Linked DNA regions of Mus musculus: all the other regions are linked to region 1. Evidence: chromatin loops called from intact Hi-C (ENCODE). Cell type or tissue: left cerebral cortex. All regions are shown on one strand.

Evidence for each region. A loop is a pair of places that touch in the nucleus more often than their neighbours do. Peaks named below come from ENCODE experiments on the same cell type or tissue, not always from the same donor. Only the 100,000 strongest peaks of a DNase experiment are listed, where the experiment ranks them.
Region 2: a loop joins it to region 1, with 7 times the contacts of the local background. A loop is called at or near these places in 24 of 42 quality-filtered maps.
Region 3: a loop joins it to region 1, with 2.1 times the contacts of the local background. A loop is called at or near these places in 2 of 42 quality-filtered maps.

What each region holds. Positions count from the first base shown.
Region 1 is chr10:76,733,247-76,738,246 of GRCm38, reverse strand. No RefSeq gene overlaps it. Among named protein-coding and RNA genes, the nearest start is that of Col6a1, 9.7 kb to the right of the region's middle. In left cerebral cortex, CTCF peaks have their summits at 3,019 (motif pointing right) and 4,802; DNase peaks (open chromatin) are centred at 1,214, 3,030 and 4,783; H3K4me3 peaks cover 415 bases; H3K27ac peaks cover 395 bases.
Region 2 is chr10:76,621,052-76,626,051 of GRCm38, reverse strand. It overlaps Col6a2 (collagen, type VI, alpha 2), which reads left to right and starts at 2,648. Exons shown (of 28, transcript NM_146007.2): 1 at 2,648-2,801. In left cerebral cortex, a CTCF peak has its summit at 2,625 (motif pointing left); a DNase peak (open chromatin) is centred at 2,584; H3K4me3 peaks cover 708 bases.
Region 3 is chr10:76,666,042-76,671,041 of GRCm38, reverse strand. No RefSeq gene overlaps it. Among named protein-coding and RNA genes, the nearest start is that of Gm35608, 9.2 kb to the left of the region's middle. In left cerebral cortex, a CTCF peak has its summit at 1,877; a DNase peak (open chromatin) is centred at 1,976; H3K27ac peaks cover 523 bases.

The DNA.
Region 1 (5,000 bases):
AAGAAAGGCATTTGTTGTCAAGCCTGACACCTGTGTTCAATACATGGAACCCACATGGTGGGAGAGAACTGACTCTCAGGCTGTGTGTCCTATAACTCACACAAACTATGACACTCCCATGTACACCCAGGCATGGAACATATGTACAAATGTAAATGTAAGGCATCGTACTAGTCAATTACATATGTATCATACAAATATTATAGACCTTTCATTCTGAAAAGATCTCTCTCTCTCTTTCTCTCTCTCTCTCTCTCTCTCTCTCTCTCTCTCTCTCTCTCTCTCTCTCTCTGTGTGTGTGTGTGTGTGTGTACATGCATATGTGTGTGCTTCCTGAGACAGATTCTCCCCATATACCTTTTGTGTGGCAGTTTCATCAAAATATAGCCTGTCTGAGTGAGAAGCTAAAGATATTGGATGTTCCCACACAGAAGTCTGTAAAGCTCAGGAGCCAACAACTCAAAGGCTTCAGGAAGTCCCTGAAACTGACCAGATAAATTAAATCTTCCCACGCCAAGGAGAAAAGACTACTGAAAGGCACTCTCCAGCCTGCTGAACTGCCTCTATGTTGTAAAGAATATTAGGTTCCCAGCTTTCATAAGCCACTGCCCTTGCTGGGTAGGCTTTGATGATAAAGCTGTCTTTGAGATAATTCATGATCTTATAAGTAAAGTAACCCTTCACTCATATTCCTGATAATTAAAACTCATTGCTTCACTGGATAGTGGTGGCACATGCCTTTAATCCAGCAATCAGGAGGCAGAGACAGGTCATTCCTAAGAGTTCAATGCTAGCCTGGTCCTAGCAAGATTCCAGGACAACCAGGGCTACACAGAAAAACCCTGCCTTAAAAACCAAAAAATTAAAAACAAAAACCAAAAAGCTAAAAAGTCCAAGTTGGACTTTGGTGTTATCTTTCCTGGTGGTCTGTCACCAGTCCCCTATCTGGGGTGAGTAGACATTCATTCATCTCTCTCCAAGAATAATGCTACACCTCAGTAGTAAAGATTCCACTTCTCCAGCGCTGAGATTAAACGTGTTTTCTCTTTTACCATAAAAACCATTGGTAAGACAGTTGGCAGCCTATGGTTATGTTATGTAGATTGGGTAATAGACTGAGCCTGTTAGTCTTCCATTCAGATCACTGCAGTACACGTGGGTAGGAGCACACCCTGCTTTTAGGAGAGCTTGAAGATTTCTCAGTTTGATTTCAGAGAGCTTTGGAGCATGGATGACAATGTGCATCCAGTTTCATGACTCAAGGGGACTTGTCACCACAATCACGCCCCCATCAGTCGCAGCTGTGGCTGCCCCGGGTGATGTTGCCTTCCAGGCCTCCGTGAGGTCAGACTCCCCCAGAGTGCAGGTGCAAGCTTCCAAGAGTGGGACACGGCTCCCTTTGGGTTTTTTCCTAGCATTCTGGATTCCTAGCGTTGCTGGAGGTTCTAGCCAATGGGATTAGATCGGAAAGTGAAATTAAGAGGATTAGAACTGGAAAGTATATAACACCACTCCATTATAATACTACAAACCCGAACCAATAAAAATATACAGAAATTACGACAATGGCAGCACTGCTGCTAACAAGAATAAGCATCTGGCAATGAACAGAATTCAGAGAGTATTAATGGTGGACACAATCCCGTTAAGGTTGTAAGGTCATGGATAATATAGTAGAATTCAGGAAGTTATTGATATCTGAGACAGTCTACGTGTTGGGTGTCCAGCCTCTTCCCAGAGTGCCACTACTTCTATCAGTGGAATTTCGTTTGTCAGAACCTCAGCTTCTCTCTATTCCTGAGCACATGACTCCTGGACCTGGGTTCCAGGGTAGCTTTCTCTACCTCCAGCTGCTGTGATTTCACACACACACACACACACACACACACACACACACACACACACACACAAATGGTAACAGCAGTGGCGAGTGTCGAGGGTTGCCATGACGTCAGGCGTCCTGACTCCGGTGATCTTTGGCTGTCTAATTGGGGAGAATGGCAGTCGGGATCCAGGCCCTATTAACCTTCATCCTCCAGGAACCAGCGTACAACCAGAAGCCAAGCGTTGCCAAGCCTGCTTTGAGTGCTGAGTCTCCCATCCCAACTGCTGCTCAGGAAATCCTCAAAGAACTCATAGCCACTGCTGCCCAGGGCCTGACCTGCCTACGTTTCCACCTGCTGACCTCTACTCTCTGGAATCTCAGAACCAGGTGGGCAGACAAGGGGCAAGGACAGGTCCTAACCTGTGTCCCTGAAGCATTGATCACCTTATTGAGGCACTAGACATTTGCCTTCAAGGAGGAAGATTGAAGGAGTTGCCCTCACCTTTTGGGGGACCCTCTAAGAAGTATTGGACACCTTTCACTGACTTGGCCCCTGGAACTGAACGTGGGAGTATGCTTAGTGGTAGTTTATGTCATGTGGGGTCTCTGATAGGAACAAGTTGCTCATTGGAACTGACCCTAACCTAATCTCAACCCTAACCCAGATCCTTCCCCTTGGTTGTGACTCTAATTCTGAGGCTAGGAGTTACCATGGGGAGTCCTACTGATGTCTAGATATACATGAAGATCCTAGAAAACACTCTTACGGCACAGGGTTATGGTGCCAGGCTCTGGGATACCTAGGCCTAAGATATCCTAGGGTTAGCCTTCCCCTCTTTACAGAGAGCTCTGGCTTCAGGAAGGTTAGAAACTTCTGAAACAGGCAAGCAGAGGTGGGAAGCAGCTGGGCTAGTCACAGAGTTGAGGCTGCTCACTTGTTCTGTATCTGGGACTGGGCCTACCAAGTGACAGGGGCCAGCCTCTGGTAGGATAGTTTCCTGTACCTTTGTTGAGACAGGGCACACTGTGCCTCAGGAAGGCTGAAAATGGAATCTCCCCAGAGGCTTCATTGACTTCAATGCTTCCTAGACTCAATCTATTCAAGCAAGCCTGAGGTAGGCAATGATGACTACCATTCCACAGCCGCTCTGTCTCTGTCTGTGAACATCCAGCAAAGTGCCCAGATGGACAGCAGAGGGCGCTCAAGCCCAGCATATTGGCCCCTGAGAGCCTCTCTGGGCCTTAATCACTAACCACCAGAACGTGAGATTTCCGGTGTGTGCTGGGGAAGAAACTGGCATAAATAACCCAGGGCACATGTGTACCCCAAGTCCTAGTGCTGATTTGGGGGAGTTTTGCCAACAAGGGAAGAAGATATCTGAGTCAGTCACCTGAAGCCCAGGGATCCTAGACAGGCACTGAACAGGCTTAATTACCTCTCACTCTTGTGGGTCTTGATTTTATTGGCTTTTGACTGTCAACAATACTTTTTCTCTTTAAAGTTAACCCCTGCATGGAAGTGCTTGAATGGCCCCTCAATCTCTGGAGATCATTGAGCAAGAACGAGGCCCTTTTCCACAGAACAGCGAGAGACATCTCTTGCTCCAGAGTTTGATAGATCAGAAAAATCATGCAGGCTTGTAGCCGTTCCTAGGAACCCCAGATGTGACCCAGGGTGCACATCTGACTGCCAAGAGGCCTCCTTAGAGAAGCCGGGGCTATGGAATCAGATGCCAGATAGAAGGTCCTAGGGTACCTCCTAGAATGGTGATTCTCAACCGGTGGATCAAGATCCCTTTGGGGTGGGGTGTTCAACGACCCTTTCACAGGGGTCACATACCAGATATCCTGCATATCAGATATTTACATTACGATTCTTTTTTGTTTGTTTGTTTTTTTCAAGACAGGGTTCCTCTGTATAGCCTTGGCTGTCCTGGAACTCACTCTGTATACCAGGCTGGCCTCGAACTCAGAAATCCACCTGTCTCTGCCTCCCAAGTGCTGGGATTATAGGTGTGTGCCACCACTGCCCGGCTTCTTAACAATAGCAGTAATGAAATAATTTTATAGTCGGGGGTCAGCACGACATGGAGAGCTATATTAAATCATCACAGCATTAGGAAGGCTAAGAATCACTATTCTAGCACATCTGGACAGAGTCTACATGGGACCTGTTGATGGTGGCCTCCTGATAAGGAATTGAGACTGTCTTACTCCGACACTGCCATTAATAGCCCATCATAAACTCTCACTAACCAATACTAAGAGGGGTATCTCCTGAAGATGTGGCAACACAATGTTGGCTTGTTTCTCTGGCCTTAGGTCACAGAACTGGTAGATGACAGAGCAGGAACCAGCCCAGATCTGAATGTCCCTGGTTCTTATGTCCCCAGCCTAGAGCACAGAGGCTAGAAAAGACCCCTGACCACCTCTTGCATGCAGCCTGTCTTGCTGCCCTGGCTGATCTTGGGTCCCTCGGTCTCCTCGACATCTTCAGAGAGTACCAAGGATGAGGGGCTTCCATGGTTGGGGGATGAGGCCAGGCAGGGTGAGAGGACAAGGCTGCCAGCCAGGCCACCCTGAAGCAGCAGGCTGGAGAGTCTCCAAGCCCCAGTGTGGCTGAGAAGAGACCAAGGGTCTTAGCAACCCCTTGCATATATTGCTGTTCCGCTGTGACAATCCTTGGCTACCTGAGGTGAAGAGTGAACTGGGCCTGGAGTCCCCTGCTTGGCTCCCTGCAGAGAGCAGGGAGTGTCCTGTTCTCTCCTGCGCACAGCAGGGTGGGGTGAGGAAGTCTTCTCTGACTAGGCTTGTCTTCGCTAGAACTCAGGCGGTCAGGCTATAGCAGTTTTCCACGAAGAGTCTTGGCAGCAGCTGGGAAATATCAATCACAGTTCAGCGCGAGGCTTATACAGTGGAACCCACACTCCAAGTGCCAGGGGCTCTGCAGAGACAGGACGCATGCCTGGTGCGGCTCCCCAGCTCCCCAGCGCCACCTCTGGCTGAGAAAGGCAGCAATTTTGCATGTTGATCAGCAGTCTGATCCCCAGAATATCACTTACAGACTCTGGTTGGGGGTGGGAGGGGCAGGATCTGCTTTTGTGGCTGTTGGGGGATAAAGACAAGGAGGGCATACCCCAGACCTGGTGGTCTCCAACACGGTCCTGGGCTCGTA
Region 2 (5,000 bases), 110 kb after region 1:
CCTCGCTGCTCCTATGAATATGTGCCAGCTAGCTCTTCCAACTCTATCAAGTGCAGATTCTGTTTCATCTGCTCCAACCCTACACATCCCCACACTAGGGGACTTCTCCTCAGTCCTCAGGCAGCCTCCAGTGGGGCTCTAATCACGCCCTCAAAGCATTGTTCATCACTAGGAGGAATGGCTGACTTAGAAAAGATCACCCTGTCTGCGGGCCTCAAGAGCCAGGGGTACACAAGGCCACATATGCAGTTTCCATGGATGTCCAACCCAGGTGTCTCTCAAATGTGCCTGGAGCCAAGTGGGCCTCCCTGTCATCTCAGAACAAGGCACGATTTCCTTTAGCTATTAGAGAGACACTAAGAGGCCCTCTGGTATCAGAAGGAGCCCTTCGCTGATGGCTAAGCGTCTTGGTCTCCAGCTGTCCCTCTACAGGACATCAAAGCATCTCAGGAGTAACCATCCCACCCCATTGTCCTCCACATCCTTCAGATTCCCGTTCTGCCACATTGAGGTGTTCCCTGGTCTAGCCCAGGGTAAAACCTGCAACAGTTTACTCTCTTGTACTACAGACAATATCCCCCAATCAAGGCAGCGTCCTCTCGTTGTCTTCTGCCAGTGAATGGTTACTTTGTTGCCCCTTTCTCCACCCCTGCGGCCCTTCTGGATGCTAATGGAAATCCTCTGAGAAGCAGGGATCAGATGCAACTGACTTGGCAATGCTTGGGAAGACACAGAGCTGGTAGCCACAGGTATTGGAGCCTCTGGTGAGACAAACCCCTGTGAGGAGCTGGTGGGGAAACTTCAGCCTTGTCACTCCTAAATTGTCTTGGAGAACTAATCCCTCGAAAGATTCAGATCTTGGGATCTGTCAGCGTCCTTTTGCTGGAGAGCAGCCAAGACAGGAAGAATACAAAAGCTGAGGCATGGCCAGGTCAGCTGCGGTCTTCCATGGCTGGAGCACAAGCCTGAGCCTCTTGCTCATGGGCACCAATGCAGCTGTCACACACAGACACACCGTGACACAGACAGATGCTCTCTTTCAGGAGCGCGCGCACACACACACAAACACACACACACACACACACAGAGACAGAGACAGACAGACAGACAGACAGACAGACAGACAGAGATAGAGACAGAGAGACAAAGAAACGGAGAGAAAAAGACAGAGTCAGTGATAGAGAGAGGCATAGAGATAGAGAGACAGAGAGATGCAGAAACAAAGAGATAGAGACAGAGAGATGAGAAAGATACAGAGAAGGAGAAACAGAGGGAGAAACAGAGAGAGATAGAGAGACAAAGAGAGGGGGAGGGAGAGAGAGAGAGATGCAAATACCATACATAAGACACTCATGCATACTTACACCTCTGGCTCTAGTCCCTCCCTACCCTCTCAAAAGACCTCCAGCACAGAGCACGGCACACAGCAATAGCTGGCACTGCCCATGAAAGGCTGGTACTGATGCTGCATTGCTAATAGTCAGGTCAGGGCTCCAGGTCCTAGGGACTGCAAGTGGTAAGTGGTACAGGCTGATATCTCTCAGGCTGGGACCTGTAGGGACAGCTTTCAGCTCCCAAGAGGTCACCTTAATGGCATTTTCCTATTCCTTAGAAGAAACACTGGTCCTCCATTACTACTTAGGCACAAGGATCCAAGACACTGTGGAAGGTGCCTTGAGCCAACTTCTCAGGTGTGAGACATCAGAAGAAAGAGATGACAAAGCTTCAATGGGCAGAGGCAGGAAGGTCCTAAAGACAAGGACCTCCAGCAATATGGGCTTACCAAAAGTAGTTCCTCCCTGGACAGGAGGGGGTAGGGGGAGAACACAGAGTGGGACTGGAAGTCAGGGGCTAGATCAGAGATTTACTCAGCTGTATGAGAAACAAGCCTCATCACCCCCACTACCCTGCACCCTTGAGAACTGCCCCGAATTGAGCCCCTTCCCTATCCCTGCCTGTACTTCTCAGAGCCAGTCCTACTCCAGGCTAGAAAGTTAAGGCCCTAGCCATAGCTTATGCACCCTGCCAGCGATGTGAGCAGACCCCACTCAAAGCCGACCTCTGGGATTCTTGGAGGAAAGGGTTATATACCAATGCCAGGGCTCCTACATCTATGCCTGGTCCTCTTGCCTCTTCAGGGCCCTATCAACTTCCAGGAGCCTCAATACCAATTCAGGGCCCGCTGAACCCCAAAGACATACGTTCTTTGCATCCCTTCACTGCACTTTGAAGTTCAACCCCACATCCCGCCCAACTTCAGTCAGAATACTGGGGGTGGGGGGAGCGGGGGAGGGAGCCCTGGCCCAACAGGATAAGAATAGCTTCTACGGGGGGGGGGGGGGGGGGCTCCTTCCTTTACGTAGAGGAGGAGGGAGCTTGAGCAAAGGTCTGGGAGACCTAGGAGTCCAGAGGCTTGCAAGGAAAAATAAAAAAGTCACCAGGCACTACAGCACAGAGATGGTCCAGCTCCAACCCTGCTGCGTGTCCTGGCCACTCCCTCCCCTCGCCTTCCTTTCCTCCCCTCCCCCAGCTCATTCCCCAGCTTCATCTTAGTCCGTCCAGCAGCCCCACCCGCTGACCCCGCCCATCCGCGGGGCCGCAGCGCCCCCCAGCGGTCGAGTTTTCCAGGCATCCGCCCGCCCGGGACAGAGTTAAAGTGGGAGGCCCCTGGCTTGGTCCCCTCCCGTTCAGTCCCGGGCCGCGCCTGGGTCCCCTCCCTCCTACCCACTCGGCGCCCGCACCTCGGGCCGTCAGGACCCGGGCTGTCCTCGGGAAGTACCCAGGCATCTTCTCCAAGCCAGGTAAGCTTCTTCGCATGGTGTCCAGCTGGGACACGCGGGAAAAGGGGGAACAGGATTCGGGGGCTGCACCTCAGGGGTCTAAGGTGAGCACAGTTCTACCCAAACCGAAGGTCCTGCCCCAGGTTCTAGTCTCCAGGTGGCCCCTAGGCCTCTGTTCGACAGAGCCTGGTTGGGGTGCAGGCTTCTTATTCTAGACTCCACAGCTTTCTGCTCACCACTGACAGACCAGATCCCTGCTCCTTCCCCAGTCCTCAGAGTGTCTCACATCTGGTCAGACCCATGGCCATTGCTAGCAGGTCTGAGTTGTCTCCCAAGGGTTAAGGAACCTAAATTGCCTCAATGGGAAAATACGCTGTGACTTGAACCTGCACACAGTCCGTTGTTAGCCTCTCCGTAGGCCCTAAGGAAGAAGGGTAGTCTTCATGGGGAAGGAAGGTAACAGAGCCACTTGAACTAGTTCCTCAGATGGACTTCAAGGGTACTCTGCGGGAGGCAGAGAAGGGAGTCTCAGGTCCCAGCAGTGGGCTAGCCAGGTGCTCTCAAGGGGACACCTCGCCATCTCGAGGTACTCCCACTGTGCTTAAGGAGAGACCAGGCAGGAATCATAAAGATGAGGGTGGACCCAGGAATAATAAAGTCTGTCACTCTTGGCTCTATCCTAGCCCTGAGACTCCCTTGGGCACTCCAGTCCCTTGGGGACTCCAGTGGGCAACCTCAGAGACACCTCTCCTATAGACAGCAACACAGCCCCCTCGTGAAGCCTGGGTATTCTGGGGGTATCTCCATACTCATCTGAGGACATGGAGCCAAGTGCCATAGAGGGACAAGGTACCAACAAGGAACATTTAAGGTCCAGATTAAGTTGCTGGGTTCCTCCCCTTCCCCCAGTTAAATAGTTCTGGCTCTTGAGGCTAGCACACACATAGCAAAGGAAAAAAAGAAACAGGGCATTTGCAGCTTCATCTCACAGAAACTGGAGGTTACACAGGTGTCTGGGATCCCTTAGAGAGAAAAGGTGGGGCCAGAGACTGGGCTTGGACCTAGGGTCCCAGGGAACAGGTGATACCAATTGGGAGGGGTTGAACATAGGGGTTTAGAGCATCCATTCTGAAAGCTGTGCTTCAGTCTTGGGAACAGTGCGTTTCCCAGTGAAATGGTGTTGGGGAGCCAGCACAGACCTTGGAAGAAGTAGTCAAGACTACTGCCACTTGGGCAGTTTGTGTGCTGGAGGGTGGGTTCCTTCCTGTCCAGCAGTGATTTGCCAGCAAATCCAGTGAGCTCTTCTTTAGAGAGGCCTCTAAGGAGGTCTCTCGGCAGGGCATGGGAAGCTACGGGCATCGGAGGTTCTTTGATATGACTCTCAGAATCCAGCCAGCCTCGTTGTGTCTCTTTTGTCCATTCATGAAATCTGAGAGTCTAGAACCCCCACTGCACATGAGCAAACCTAGGGGTACTGCACATGAGCAAACCTAGGAACCCAGCCTCTGCCCTCAGTACTGGCTGGTCCAAACTATGGGCAGCATCTCCATGAGTGCCCACTGGAGATCCAAGACACAAATGCCAGATAGACAAGGGGCAGCTTCCTAGTCCACACGGCAGGGAACTGGCATAAGGAGTGGGGAGTTCTGTTCTGAGGGGCCCAGGTTCCACTCATTGCCCGTTACCCACCAGAGAAGCTGGACAGAACGCATGCCATCTACTCTCTGGCTCTCTGCTAATCTACCCATTGTGGTGTGCAATGCTTGAGGTTTGTTCTACTTAGCTATGTGGTGAGACCCTGGAGAGGAGGGAAAGGGGTGTGTGTGTGTGTGTGTGTGTGTGTGCGCGCGCGTGCGCACACACACACATATATACATATATACATATATACATATATATGTGTGTGTATACATACATATATATGTGTGTGTGTATACATACATATATATGTGTGTATGTGTGTATATATATGCATATATATTCTTTGAATAAATAAAGATGTACCCAGAAATGGAGGAGTTATATTATTTGGCAGTTCTGTTTATAATCTTTGGAGACACCTCCAGGGTTCTGACACCAATGTGCTTACATTCTCATCAGCTGTACTCAGGGTCCCAAATTCCTTTATATCCCCAATGCTTGTCATTTTCTAATTGGTTGGTTTCATGGTGTGTGTGTGTGTGCGCGCGTGCGTACATGCACACTCAAGCACCCAGATTC
Region 3 (5,000 bases), 67 kb after region 1:
TTTAAGGCAGGAACCTGTTGGCAGGAACCACTGAGCAACACTGCCCACTGGCTAGTTCACTGACTCACTCACAGACTCATAGTTAGCTAACTTTTTCTTTTGTACACCCCCAAGACTACCTGCCGAGGGCTATTACTACCAGCAGTGGGCTGGGTATTCCCACATCAATTAGCAGTAAAGACAGCGTCCCCATAGATATATCCACAGGCCAATCTGATCTAGGCAATTCTTCAGTTGGCACGTTTGCCTCAGACGACCCTAAGTTGCATCAGTTTGACAATGAAGTGTGCAGTCATGAGGGAGCTGACATCAACTAGTTAACCAAGAGGACTGTTGGCATGAAGGGATAGGGCTCTTAGAGTCACTGGACCTGTTGAGGGCTTCCCCTAGTGACCAGCTAGAGTGTCCTGTCCACTGAGGGAGGGGCAAAGGGAGACCCACACACGTTGCAAAGGCTTCCCAGGCCCAGGTCCACCTCTTCTCAAGGCCTATCAGACCGGAGTTACATGGGAAAAACTGTCCTATGAAACTTGCTTGGTCACAGTGACAATCCTGGCCTACTGGGTAAGGAGAACCTAAGTAGATCTTTCAGCTACACTCACTCAGACTTGGAAACCACTGACCAGGAGATCACAGACCTGGGCATTCCTCATTAGCTCTCCCCATTGACCTGGCTGCTGTTAACGTATTGGCTGTTGTTTGTGAGAACAGTTGCCTGGGTGACTGTTCAGGGACACTTCTTTGGGCCAACCTTGGCTCTTTACTTGGCTACAGATGTCTGATGAATGGCTAGAGTGGGCAGGAAGGCTGGCATCCTGTCCAGCTGGTAACCTTTCTTCATGTTGTTAGTCCCTTGAGTCAGTCTCTACTTATCTCTGAGTGGACCACGCTTATTGCCGAGAAACACCTTGTCTAAGACTATAGTTCAAATGAGTTGGCTCCAGACCCGCCTCATCTTTCTTGCCTTTCTAGGCTAAAGACACCTTCCAGTCTCAATGATCAGAAACCCCAAAAATCCCAGACTGGAGAGAGAGAAAGGGGTCAATTGAATTCCTGGGAGATTTTTAACAACTCCCCCTGCAAAACAAGAAGGTAAGACAATCCCCTTCACCACCCTCCTCTCCCTAATTGTCTCCCCTGAGTCTGTAGTCAGTCAGTCCCCAGGGATAGAGATGCTGGCTTATGGGCAAAGGGATGTCCTTATCCTCTCGTGACAGAATGAAGCTCCCTTCACCTCAACATTGCTCTCTGAGATGTTGCTGTTTTAGGACTGAACCTCTGACCCTGAGTCTGAGAATAGTACATTGGGTTATGTGACTTGTTTTTGTTGTTGTCTTTGCAGTTTCGCTACCAAAAGTTGCCTTGAGTTTCAGAAGAGACTTTGAAAGACTTGAACTTCTACATAATGCGTGTGTTGATGGACTATGGGGCTCATGGTGATTGTCTGAGTGGATTTTGCATTCTGGGATGGACATGAGCTTGAATCCAGGCTGTCCCCCAAAGGCTCATGTGTTAAAGCCTTGGTCCCAAATGCAGCAATGATCAGAGATGGGGCTTTAGGGGGGGTGGATAGCAAGGGCTCTGACATGACCTGTGGATTAGTCAATTAATGTGCCCAGAACTTAATAGACTACTGGAAGAGATCATAGAGACTAAAGAGGCTGAGCCTAGTTGAAGAGAGGGTCTTTAAGATGCAGCCCGTGAGAACTGTATCTTATCTGTGGTCCTTTCTTCCTCCATTTCTCGACTGGAAAACTCCCTGGCTCTGCCTCCTGGGCCTTGCTGACCTCCCAGGAGACTACAGGGAGCCGTTCCCAAACAATCATGCCACAGAATCCTCCTCAGAGACGGCTCCCACGCGGACTTGTGGTTTTGTGGTGAGAGAGCTTGCCGGAGGGGGTGCTCTGGGGATGGGAGCAGGCAGCACTAAATCGCATCTCTTGGATGTCAAGCCATCTGGTGGGATGGCTTCCAACCCATGAATCAGGAGGGAGAGGGGGGATCCAGTGACTCAGACACAGCAGATGTAGGCCCAGCCCACCCTATACACCAGGCACCCCAAGCGTGTACAAAGATCTTCCTTTTCAAAATGTTTGGGAGTCTGTTGCTAAGCACGGCCATCACTTTAAAAAAAAAAAAAAGTGTGTGTAAGCCTACTATTTGAGAACATTAAAAACAAATAGCACACATGCTAAGAGCTCCCCACACCCTGCCCCACTGCTACCTTTTGCTGAGGTCTGTGCTTCCACGGACTCCTCTATCTCCTGCTATGCCTGGAGTATACAGAGCTTGGATTCTTCTCACAATCACGGCCTACCAAACTCCTTTACAGCACTCCTCTTGCAGGTTCCCCTGATCAGAAATCACTGATCCATTTCCATATATACTTACTGCTCCTCCATACACTCCTCCCTCTGAGACCAATAACCCTCATCTAGACCCCTAATATGTCTGCGGCATCCATGCAGGAAGACCACATGATTCACTCCAGCCCCTGATGTCCCAGTGTGCCCTCATCTTCTAGCCCCTAATGCCCACATTGGGTGCCATCCTTAAGGCCCTGGTGTTCCCACACATCCTTGGCTTTCTCTGGACACTTGCTCATGCTCAGGACTCCACCTCAGATCTGCTGTCTCCCACAGGGTTTCTCCCTTTAAGTCTTTGCTTGGGTGTGTCCTCTCTGAATGCACCACCACTGTCTGAAAATGGGAGCAGGGGGAGGACACCAGTGATCACTCTCTCATTGCTGGATCAGCTCTCTCCAGGAACATAGTCCCTTAGGTCCAGCAGAGTCGAGGGAACTGAGTCTTGATCCCCAGGCCAGGAAGAGCAAGCTTAGCTGAGATGTAGAGGACAGGGAGCAGGGCTTGAGCTGTACCTCAAGCAGAATGTAGAGGCAGGAAAAATGACAGAGACATGAGAAGGAAATAGCCTTTCACCCATGAGTCTAGTTGAAGCCTTTTCCCAGCTAGGACAATTCTTGTGCAATTAACAATTGCTTAAGGTCTTTTCCCTTCCCAGTTATAAACCTGCAACTTTCGATGAATCTCACCAGAAACTCCATTGGTGGGGCTAAGGACACATACTAAACCTCTGTGCAACTCCTCTGTGGCTCCTGGTTTTAACTTATCAGACTAATTGCATTGAAGATACCTCCAGAGTCTTTCTGCAATCTCACTCACCGAGTGGGGAGGGTGATGTTGAAATCTTTTGAGATATAACTGGAGAGTGAGAGAGCAGCCAAAGCAGTATGCATGCCTATTGCAAAGACAATTTGTTGCTGTCATTCCTTGAAGAACTTGTACCCACACTTGGGTGTGTCTTGATTTTTCTTTTATTGAAACCCAGATCTGTGTTCCTGTGTATGCTTTATTGTTTTCTTGTTGGTCACTTTTTATTAATGCCTTTAATAGAATCTCTGTGCTGGTTAGCATTTATTGCTGACTTGACAGAATCTAGAGCCACCTGGGGAAAGGGTACCTGGGAGTGCTTGTGGGACATCATCTGGATTGTGTTAATTGAGTAGGAAGACCCACTCACTCTGGGTGATGCCACTCCTCAGCTGGGATGCTGTCCTGAACAAGTAAAGACAGGAGACCCAGCAGCAGCATGCATGCAATGCTCACTGCTCCTGATTGATGTGGCCAGCTGCTTCAAGAGCCTACTGCCTTGATGTCCCTCCTCTGATGGACTGTGCCTTGAACTATGAGCTGAAACAATCCCTCTCTCTCTCATAAGTTGTATTTGCCAGGCTATTTTATCACGGTAGTGAGAAAACAAACTAAGACAGTTTCCAACTCTGTATTATGTTGGCTGGCCCTGAAATTCCTTCTGCATCACAGCCATGAATCCTGGCCTGGTCCAAGTCAAGATCCCTAAAAGATTAAGGGGACTCCTCTGACTGCTAAGTGAGACAGTTTGTAGCTGTGTCAATGCCCCCTCCCCAATGACTTTCCTACAGGAACTGGCCCACCACAGTCTCTTCTCCTATTACATCTCTTCCCAGAGTTCCCAGGAAGTTAGTTTCCAACAACCAAGACAGCCCCAAACTGTCCTTTCTATCACCAGAGAATCATCAAAGCTGCTCCTGAAGTCTGAAACTTCCATGTCCCCTTTCTCCATCCCTGAAGTCCCTCTCACTCTCACCTCACTCTTTTGAGACCTATCTCATCTACATGTAATCAAATGATTCGAATCTCTCTCATACACTTGCACGAGTACAGGGGAAATCAGCTATATGATCTACCAGCTTCTGCTGTTTAAACTTGGTTTCTTCTCAAGCCTGTGTGTGATTCCAGGGGCCAGAAAACAAAGACCAAGAGTTAGTCCCAACCTGAGATATAGCAGCACCGTGCCCTGGGATTTCTTCTGCCTTTACTAAACAGCCAAGTCTCACCTTGAAAACACACAAATAAAAACTAGCTCAGTAGGATCCTGTTACTATTTACTATAAACCCAATAATGTCTCCCTGTGAGACACCATAAAAGAGTCTGTGCTGGTATCTTGCCAGTGTCATAGACAGACATTAGCTTCTTGTCCTAAGGTTCACAAAACTAAGGGAGCCCTTTTTTAACAGGGAAAGACCCACATATATCCACAGATAGGCATATCCCAACCAAATTTTTCAAAGCTATTCATTCATTTTTTTGTAAATGACCCAACTATATGCTGCCTGCAAGAAACTAAATTCAAAGGCATCAGTAGAAATGTATAAAAATGATGGGAGAAGATTGCTATATAAACATTAACAAAATAGTTAGGTGTGATCAAATTAATATAGAAACAGAGTTCATAAGAAATAGTCAAAAGTAAAGGGGGAAATTACATGATGTTAAATGGATCAATTAACTATGAAGGCTGGCCAAAGAGTACATGATTTCAAAACTCAGAAACAGAAGAAAGGAGGTAAATGTTGCTAATGTTCTGCAAATGAAGGTCTATGGACACAGGAAAGTTCATGACAGTTCTAGGCACCATTACCTGACATTAAAATGGTTGG